Regions from separate parts of the Homo sapiens genome. Here region 2 is linked to region 1. A link is a loop called in an ENCODE intact Hi-C map of the cell type or tissue named here. Cell type or tissue: chondrocyte. All regions are shown on one strand. Links, peaks and the distances in the headings refer to the core of each region. The heading gives the core; the rest is flanking DNA.

Region 1 (5,390 bases), core at 66-5,065:
CAGCCCCATAATCCTCCCCAAACCCCAAGCCCAGAGCCCCAAGAGGAAGTCCACAGCGGGTTTCCCGGTGACTACGTGATCCTATAGTAAGGGTCCCATTCCGTGTAAGCTGGAGAGACCTAATTAAAAAGACACACGAGGGCACACATACAAACACATACGTACAAACATGCACACACACATCGCGCCGTAAGTAGGTTATAGGACCTCTCTCTCTTCACCCCTCCCTTACACACACGGACACACACACACACCACGAACACACGCATCAAACGCAAACGACGCCGCACACGCAAACACACTAGCACCACATCAAGTTCCCACCATGGTGCACACGTCGGGAGCGCGCGGGGACACACACGCCACTCACTCAAACCCGCAATTAGCCCTTTGAGCCCCAGGCACAGGAACCCCCTCCCTAGAACTGGAGAAGACTTGGAGGCGGCGGGGCGGCCAGGTGAAGAGCGGACAAGGGTGCCGGTAGGGGGAGGGGCAGAGGAGCGCGGGGACGCCCCGAATGCGGCCCGGGGCCGGGTCCAAGGGCAGCGGGGCTGCGGGGCGCTGCACCCGGCGCCGCCTTACCTGGAGTCAATGTCCGTCTTTGGCGGAGAGCTGCGGGAGGACGCTTTTTATTCGGCTCGGTGGGAACTTGGGAGAGCCCTGCGTGCAGCTCGCATTCCGGGCACGGCGCGGGGACTGCAGGCGTGGGGGTACCTGGCTCCTAGCAGCCTGGCTCATACTCAGCCGTAAAGTCCCCTTCGCTGGTCCCGAGGACAGGCATGAATCCCGGCTCCGGAAGGCGGTCACTACTCCCTCTGCCTCCCGGCTCTCTCGCTCTCGCTCTCGCTGTTGCTCGCTCGCTCTCTCCCTCTCTCGCGGGTTCGCTCGCCTGCGCTCTCCTCCTCCCCGCGCGCCAGATCAGTTTGCAGCCGTGGGGTCCGGGAGCGAGGCGGCTGGCGAATGGAGAGGGAAGTCCAAGTGCGCCGCGGTCTCCGGGCGGGGAGCGGCGGAGGCCGGGCTACGCCGGGGGAGGGACTTAGCCGGCGACGGCCGAAAATGAATGGGGGAGCGGCGGCCGGGGGGCGGGGAGGGAGGAGCTGAACGCCGGGGTTGCTTCCGAGGAGTGTTTTGTACATCTTTAGGCGGAGGAGGAGGAGAAGCGAGAGGAGGAGAGACGGGAGGCCGCCTCGAGGGAAGGGCGGCCCGGGTGGGCTGGGGCTGAGCCGTAGGGAGTTTCGTGGGTCTGGGGCGTGTAGGGTGTTGTGTCTATGCGCACGAGCATCCAAAGGGACCGCGCATACGCGCAAACCCGGAATCCTGGTGCCCTTAAGCGTGACTGTACTGTGTGTGTCGCGAGTACCTGAGTGTTTCTGGGGCGGCAGGTGTTTCCACGGCCGCGTGGATCCATCGAGTGTGGGTTTTGTCTCGGGAGTTGCCCGTGTGGGTCCGTTTGTGTCTGCGCGTCTCTCTGTGAGTGTTTGACACTGTTTGTTTCTCTCGGTGTGTAGGCGAGAGCCCACGTAACCTCCCAGAATGAAGCAAGAGCTTCTCTACGTAGGCAGGATGTAGGAGGGAGAAGCTGAGGGGACACGAAGTTCTCTGGAGACCACCAGAGGCGGGGAAGGGGCGAGGGTACAGGGACTAAGACATGAAAATAAAAAGCAAAATACTCTGCAATCAGCCTGAATGCAGGCTGGGGCTGCTAACATAGGGCCTCTTCCTGAAGCAGAAAATAAAGCCCTCGTATGATAATTCCCACACAGCGCACATTTGGTATGTTTGTTTACTTTGCTTCCCTTCTGATTTAAACCAAATCAGCAATGCAGATCCCTAGTCCCCTGAAGATTAGGCAAGAATAGAAAGCATTAAGGCTACCAGATGGAGGGGCAGGAAGTCATAGGAAAAGGTGTTGGAATATGTAAAAGAGCCAGATTCAGTAGAAGTGCAGGCTCCAGAGAGGTTGGAGTCCTGTAGCTGTCTGGTCTTGGTGAAATCACTTACCCCTTAAGCCTCAATTCCTTGTCTGTTTAATAGAATAATAATATATCTACCCATCTAATAGGGTTGATGTGGAATTGTAATGAGTTAATATATGCAAAGGCACTTAGACTGCTCATGAGTTAATGTATGCAAAGGCACTTAGACTGCTCCCTGACACCTAGTGAGTGCTCAGTGCATGTTGTCTGCTTTTATGATTGCCATTGTATGTTTTTTGTTTGTTTTTTAATTCAAAGGATGATAAGAGAGAGATGTGACCACCAGGGAGGCCTAGAACAATCTAGGAGCCAGTGAACTAATTGGAGGAAGAGGAGTCTTGAAACAAAATGGAAGAGAAATGTTTGAGTGATGAACTGGGAACTCGGGAAAAATTATTTAATCGACAAAGAGAAAGGGAGAAAGAGAGGAGAAGACATCGAGCTAGCCAGAATGATCCTGGGTCTCAGAAGGTCAGGACTGAGGGGAGAGGAAAGGGAGAGGAGGAGCAGCCAGTGCAGAGCTTCTCAGCCTTCACTGGAATCCCAATGAGGAGGAGTCAGCACCACGGACAGCTCTCCAGCCACAAACCCAGTCAGCGATTTCTATTTTCGCCTGGTGGAAATTTCTCCCTTTTTTCTTGGGCAACTTTCTCTTTCCCTTGGCTTCTGGTCCAGGTTCAGGTCTTGAACACAGGTTCCCCAGGTCAGTTCTGACTTTGATTCTGACCACGAAGAAATACGCCCACCACACACACTCCTTCTCCCACCCACCGCGGTATGAAACCCCAGGTCACTATCTCTTGCCTCTCCTCCTTTCTTTCTTTTCTCTCTCTCTCTTTCTGTCTGTGCCCCATTCCTTCCTTTATTCGTCCCTATCTTTCTCTTTGTTTCCCCATCATCCCCCAGCTGAGATCTACTTCCATGACTGTTAGTAGGCAACAGCTGCCCTGCTGATAATGCAGTTCTGAAATCAATCTGAGACAACGTAGTCAGGCAACTTCAGGTGAAGACCAAAGTTCTGACTGATTCTTCTTAACCCTTTCCTTGTAATCAATCTCCCAAGATGGGTTGTGGTCTACATACCTTAGAAAGTGGGGACTTAATGCTTTGGAATACTGTCCAGTCTTTCTCTTCCTCACCCCACCCAGTCAATATTTCCCTAAAGAAAAAAAGAGCTCTTCTAGTTCCAACCAATACTACACAGAGAGAAAGAGGAGAGAGAATTTTGAACTTTTACCGTGCACCAAGCATTTTATTTGCAATGTTCTGAATATTATTGCTTACAGTTCTGAAAATACTTTGCAGTATGAATAGATAATACTATCCCATCTTTATGGCATAGGAAATTGAGTCTTGAAAAACTTGAGTATATGCCAAACTAGCTATATGCCAAAATATAGCTAGTAGGTGATGGAGTCAGGAATTCAACACCCAAGTCCAAGTCCAAAATCTTTATCCTCTGGGAATAATGGGGAAGCCCTGGGGTGATTGGAAGTTCTTGGAATTTTATGGGGTCACTGCACCCAACCCTAAATATCAACTTAGATGTCTGGATCCATTGCATTATCTGTGTCCCATCCCAATGGATGATTTAGTGTATCTTGTCCCTGGAGAAGGAGGTGAAGACTTTGCATGGACAGATTTAAGGCTCACTCGAGCCTTATGGTTTCTGAGTTTTGAATAAAATGCCAACCTTTCCAGGTCTTAGTTCATTTGCATTTGGCTCAGTTTAGCTTTCCTGTTTCTATGAAGAAAGGCTAAGAGGGCCATTTTAAAATGTCTCCGAAGACACCTTGGTCATCAGAAAAGTTCTCAGTGCAAAGCATTTCTAATGACTTATGGAGAATGCAATCAAAACCATATGGATAACATTTTTGCAGAAATACACACGGGTGGGAAAAGGTTTAGAGGCCAAAAATATATTTCTTTTTTTCTTCTTTGCCAAAGAAAGAACATTTAAGGCAGCTTGAGATATGTGAGAAATGTCTTGTTCTTTCTTTGGGGTGGGTGTTGGTGAGCAGCTGTTTGCTATTTCCACCGAATTTACTAAGGGCTTCCATGGGGAGGAGCTGCCAACAGATTAGGATAGACTTAAGAAAGAACTTCCTGTCTGTAGATTTTGGGGTGACACTAAAATAGGACCTTTTGTACAATGGCATTTAATAAGAAAATGGAATGTTTCACAGCATTTCATTCATAGTATGATAGATTTGAAAATCAATGGATAATATTTTTAATATCACAGACTGTTTTAAGAACCTCACTATTGCTATAGACCCTCTCTGTTGTGGAAAATGTACTATAAAAAATCTCACACAATTTTACATGGAGTTTCACTAAATTTGTCTTTGCCAATCTCATTTGTGAATATCTATCCCTGGACCCCAGCTTTAGGACTCTAGAATAGGTGGCTTTTCTGGCCTGTAATCTGACCTTAGATTTTATAGGTTGCTTTACTTAGACTTAAGCTTAAGAAATTGCAAAGGGAAATCCAGTGAATAAATTAATAAACAGGTAAGCATCATTTTTTTCTAGAAATAGACAAGAAATATAGATAAATGTTCAGTGATGAAATGGAGGTTTCACTTACCCCTCCTTAAATAAAGATAAGATTTTGTCCTGTTTGTGCAGGACTCTCAGCCACCTGCCACTGTCTCAAAAGCTTAAGTTCACTACTCCTGTCAAATCTCAAAGGAGTTAAAATCCCTTAATCTGGGGTGCTTTGGGTTCAGAATAGGCTGAACAACTGCTGAAAGAAGCCTGTATTTCTTAAGCGCCTACTGACTGTGAGGTAGTATGAAAGATTCCGAGATAAATATCTTGCCTGGTCTCTGTCTTCTAGGAGTCTGAAATCCATTGCAGAGCCATACTCATGCCTAAATAATCAGAATACACCATAGAATGTAGCAGGCATGCTCAGGGTCTATAGGAAATATTGAAAAGCTAAAAGGAGGAAAATTTTGCCTCAATGTTAGGTATAACATTTTACACCTATAAACAGCTATTTTTCTTTAGTTTTAAAAACAGTTGAATTCATAATAACTGATATTTATTGAGTGATTAATATGTGTGAGCAACATTTAAGCCTTCCATGTCTCTCAACTAGGCTATTATGAGCCTCTTTTCATTGAATAAAAAACGCTGGCCTAGCGCAGTGGCTTATGCCTGTAATCCCAGCACTTTGGGAGGACAAAGCAGGTGGATCACGTGAGCTCAGGAATTCGAGACCAGCCTGTGCACCATGAAGAAACACTTTCTACAACAACAACGACCAAAAAAAAAAAAAAAAAAAAAAAAAAAAAAAAAAAAAAAAACTACAAAAATTAGCCAGGCATGGTGGTATGCCCTTGGGAGTCTGAGCTGGGAAGATGGCTTGAGCTTGGGAGACAGAGGTTGCAGTGAGCCGAGATCACA
Region 2 (5,390 bases), core at 314-5,313, 1.3 Mb before region 1:
ACAGTAGTATAATGAAACTTAAGGTACTCATAATTCACCTTCAATAATTATAAATATTTTGCTAATCTTGTGTCATCTAAATTCTCAACTTTTTTCTAAAGCATTTTAAACCAATCATAGACAACAAGTAATTTCTCTTATAAATTCTTTGCTGTGTTTATCTATTATAACAAGGACTAACAGTGACAAAGTATCTTCTTAATATCATTTCTTATTATCTAATACCCAACACAAGCGCAAATATGTTTTATTGTTGGCATGCTTGATTCAGAATACAAATAAGTTCTACATATTCCATTTGTTATGTCTTTTAAATTTCTTTTACTCTATGATAAAAGTTTCTATTTTTAAAATAACATCCATTGATTATTTGTCTTGGTTAATATTTCACCTTCCAAATTTGCCTTACTTCTTCCTCTATCTATTTTCTCTTCTTATGTTGGTTCTTTCTATTCTGTTGCCATTGTTCCTAGGGTTATAAGTAGACAGACCTAGAAATTTTTTTAAGAAAAAGTATGATGAATTGATATATTTCCAATTAAAATTAAGAATTGAGCATTTAACATAATTGTTTGATTTTAAACCCCTGTCATGTATCTATTATGTTTGCTCTCTAGATTTCTAATATTAAAAATACAATATTAATTATTTACATATACATGCATATAGATGTATATGCATGTATATCTGTGTATATGTATATAGGTATACATACACATACTATATATAATGGATATATAATCACCTCAAGAAAGCATCATCAATATTACTGCTAATAAGACTAACAAATGTAGTTTAAAGATTAATTAATTTTTATTGTCATTAGTTATATATATATCATCAGAGATCAAATACGTCAAAATTCGGTGCTACTCTGTTGCAATGCCACCAACTTGATAAGCAGTCTGATTCATTTGTTAAAAATGTTTTCATTTATTTCCTGTTTAAATTAAATTTTCTTTGATTTTCCATTCTGTTTTGAGGTATAATTGACAAATATGAATTTTACATTTTTAACATGTACAACTGGATGTTTTGATATATTTATACATTGTAAAATGATCACTGCAACCAAGCTAATTAATATTTAATCATCTCACATAGTAACTATTTTATTTTTTTGTGTGTGTGAACAATTAAGATGTATCCTTTAGCAAATTTCAAGTACACAGTGGAGTATAATTTACTGTAGTCATCATGCTGAACAGTATATCCAGAATTCACTCATCTTGCCTAACCTTTTAACTAGCATCTTCTCATCTTCCCCCGTCCCTGCCCCAGCAACCACCATTCCAGAATGCGCTTCTGTGAATTTGATTATTTTATATTCCACTTATGAGTGAGGCCCTGCAGTATATTTGTCGTTCTCCATGTTATCTGGCTTATTTCACTTAGCATAATGTTTTTCAGGTTCACTTATGTTCCCATGAATAGTAGGATTTCCTTCTTTTTTTAAGGTTGAAATATATATATATATATATATATATATACAATTTTAAATTGTGTATATATTTAAGTATATACATTTTCAAATTATATATATAGTCACATTATAGTTATATTTTCAAGTAGTGTATCAAATTGTCTTTATTCATCTTTTGAGGGATCAATAGGTTGATTCTATATCTTGACTATAGTGAATAATACTGCAATAAACATGGGAGTGCAGAAATCTCTTTGACGTACTGATTTCAGTTCCTTTGGATATATACTCAGTAGTCGGATTGCTGGATCATATAGCAGTTTTATTTTTAATTTTTTTAGAAATCGCCATACTGTTTCCATAATGGCTGTACCAATTTTCCTTCCTACCAACAGTGTACAAGGGTTTCTTTTTCTCCAGACCCTTTCTAACAATTGTTATCTTATCTTTTTAATAATAGCTATTCTAAAAGGTAAGAGGCGGTATTTCAAAGTGGTTTGGATCTGTATTCCTCTGATTATTAGTGAGGTTGAGCATTTTTTCTTTTATCTCTTAACTATGTCTATATCTTCTGAGAAATGTTCAGTGAGGTCCTTTGTTCATTTTCACTCAAATTATTTATTTATTTATTTTGCTGTTGATTTATATATATTTGTTATTCATTTTGGATATTAACCGCTTATCAGATACATGGTTTACAAATATTCTTTCTCATTCTGTAGGTTGCCTTTTCCCTTGGTTTATTGTATCTTTTTCCATCTTAAGGTCTTTGAGGAAAAGGAGAATTCATAAAATATTTACATGATTACAAATTGAGAAAAGTATTTTATTATTTAGAAAGTATTTCATTCCTTGTCCATTCCTCCACTTTGTTTCCTCCCTGACCCTATGCTTAAGCATCTTTATTAGATTTGCTTTATCCTTTATTATTTCTCTCCCTGTGTGTGTTTGCTTACCTGTGCCTGTGCACATGTGCACACATTTATGTGTTTCCCTCTTAAACATATAGAAGGTAGCTCACTTGAAATACTAACCAGGACCTCCCTTCTACTCACTTACTTAACAATATATGTTGGAGATATTCTGTAGTTTCTATGAAGAGATTTTATTTATTCTTTTTGTACATTTTTTGTAGTATTCCATTATAGAAAGGTCATGGTGTATTTAAGCAGATTATTACTGAAGGATTCGTGGGTTGTTTTCATTTTCTTGTAATTGCAAGAAAAATAAAATAAGATGCAATAAAAGATACATCTACATGACATTTTTATATTTCAACAGTTTAACTCATTTTTTTTTAATTTTAATTCTTTTTAGACAGGATGTCACTCTGTCACCTAGACTGGAATTCAGTGGTGCAATCATAGCTCACAGCAGCCTCAACCTCCTGGGCTCAAGCAATCCTCCAGCCTCCATCTCCTGAGTAGCTGGAACTACAGGTATGTGCCACCACTCCTGTATAATTTTTTTATTTTTTGTAGATATAGAGTGTCACTATGTCACCCAGGCTGGTTTCAAACTCCTGGGCTTAAGTGATCCTCCTGCCACGGCCTCCCAAATAGCTGGGATTATAGATGTGAGCCACTGTGCCCAGCGTTAACCAATTTTTGATAAAGCTGTTGTGAATTGTTCCAAAACTCACTGGATCTTCTCTTCCCCCTACCTTTTCAAATGTACCTTCCTTTCCAGGGAAGGATGTTTTCCTGCTATGCCATGTGAGCTCTCTGTAAAGTCCCCCTTCAAGGTCTTTAATACAGGCAGAAATTACTTTCTCTCACCCATCTATCTAGCCGTATTACATTCATCATTCAGTTCACACAGTGCACTTCTGCTTTTTCATTTATTGTTCCATGAACAATTCATCTACTGTTGCATTCTTTCTTCTTTGAAATTGCATCACAGGATTACTTCTCTTGGAATATAATCAGGAACTATCCTATAGTTTTATTGAGATGTGGCATATGTCAGTATCATATTATTACAATAAAATACTACATTCCTGGAAAGCAGAAGCCATCACTTTTTGTATCACTCATAACTCTATCATTGGATTGATTACAAGATAAACATGTAATAAAAATACTTACTGAATTGAACTAAATCAAATTGGGTTAATTTTCCTGGATCATCAATATTGTTTGAGGCATGATATAGAATTATTCTACTTGGAGCAAACATGTCTTTCTAAAACACGAAGTAGAGTGGAACTTTAAAAATGATTTCAAAATATATTCCTTAACCAGAAAAGAAAACAATAGGCATATAAACAGAGAGATGGGTCACAACACAACCCTGGCAGGGTGGAAAAAAGCTCTTCATCTCCTAACTTGTTCATGAGTCAAGTGGTCTTTCCAAATCATATTTTTAAAATTATGTTTAAGAAAACTAGCATAGAATTTCTAAATCCCTCAGGCTTCTGAGTCTCCATTGTCAGTTCCTGAAGTAACTAGAAAACCTGCCAAATCTGACCTTCTTTAAACAACATACCTCTATTTTTTCCAGAGGAAAACTGTAAAGATCAAGTCACAGCTGCCTGTATTACCTAATTAAACAAGTGTAAGAAAGCCGAGAAAGGTCAGGTTGTCAAAAATCATTGCTGTATCTTTACTGGATTGTATTTAACGACTGATTGCTGCAAAGAAAATAACCCAATAAGGTGTATGAGCCTGGAATAGTAAATAAACTCAAGGGTCAGACTTCTGCTTGGAACATAGCAAAAGATTTGGAGATAAAAACCTAGGAAACAAACAAAGGGAAATGAAAGGGAGAGAGTGTGTGGTGAGTAAAACAAACAGCTGATATTTATATGGAAGAAGTTCCATGGGCTAAGTTCAAAGAAGAAACAGGACATAATTACAGATGAGAGTTTATTAACTTTATTTATTTTCTGTTTAAATCCTGGAGCAAAAATGATAGGTGTGTATGTGAGATGGTGCAAGAGGAGGATATGCAAGAGAATTATGTGATAAAGCTAAAACAGAAGAAAGGGAAATTAAATATTTTAAATAACTGAAACATGTTTAGTCAGGTATGGGGGATTTTTTAGTTACCTATACAGGCTCAGAACTTCCTAGGTTGCATGTTTATTTGAGGGGCCTTATAGGCATCTTGTTTCTCCTCCACCCATCCTTTCACTATGAGTTGAAGTTGTAGAGACTTCTAAATAGCTTACCCCAAGGAACTAAAGTACAAAACGATTGCTCCAAATTAGCAGTTTCTTCATTGAGAAAGGAAGAAGTGGAAATATTCTTTTTTTCCTCAAGTCTACTTTCCGTTTGAAACATTGTAGACATGGGCCCATTGGGAAATTCTGTGTTCTAGTTAACCTCTGAGTGTAATTTTCAGTTCAGTAAACTTTGGTCTATTTTTAAACTCTCTCCTGAATCTCTGAGGATGTTGTGTAGTCTGAAAGATAGACTCTGTGGCCTCTGGGAATGAACTGCTCATATTTGGTAAGTGAGCTGAAATATACATGTATGTATTATTTAAGAATACTTATATATTCAAAGGAAAAATATACAAAGGCATAACTTCATAAAACCAATATGTATGTATGTAATATATTCATGTGTGTTTGTGCATCTGTGTATAATTAAAATATTTTTAAATATAATCTATCAGATGTCCTCAGGTCTTTTTTTCTCAATGATATCATTTAAATATTTATGAGATAAGCTATAATAGAATCTATAACTTGTAGCAACAGAATGGAATACATTTTTATTACTGTGACAGATGAGAATTCAGCTTTTTCCCTCAATCCTCAGAATGGCACGGATGCCATCTCACCATGAACAACTGACAATGCATTTAAATAGTGCACCATTGCAAGTATAATTGCAATTTGTTGTAATTTCTGCTTAAATTCCTCCCTGACACAGTTGATTTATTTTGCAAATCAGCGCATCTAGAGAGTATACTGTGTCGCATTATGGGCCTTTGATATAGAACCTTTGTTTTATAACAG

Evidence for each region. A loop is a pair of places that touch in the nucleus more often than their neighbours do. Peaks named below come from ENCODE experiments on the same cell type or tissue, not always from the same donor. Only the 100,000 strongest peaks of a DNase experiment are listed, where the experiment ranks them.
Region 2: it touches region 1 in a loop (6-fold over the local background); 1 of 110 quality-filtered maps calls a loop at or near these places.

The regions. Positions count from the first base shown.
Region 1 is chr9:119,368,474-119,373,863 of GRCh38, forward strand. BRINP1 (BMP/retinoic acid inducible neural specific 1) reads right to left here and starts at 962. Exons shown (of 8, transcript NM_014618.3): 1 at 583-962. RefSeq lists enhancers at 361-882, 883-1,405, 1,406-1,926. In chondrocyte, for the core only: a CTCF peak has its summit at 2,537; DNase peaks (open chromatin) are centred at 858 and 1,348.
Region 2 is chr9:118,054,290-118,059,679 of GRCh38, forward strand. It overlaps LOC105376247 (a long non-coding RNA gene), which reads left to right and starts at 2,741. Exons shown (of 4, transcript XR_930293.3): 1 at 2,741-2,862. RefSeq lists a silencer at 5,329-5,390. In chondrocyte, for the core only: no CTCF peak of the experiment used is centred there; no DNase peak of the experiment used is centred there.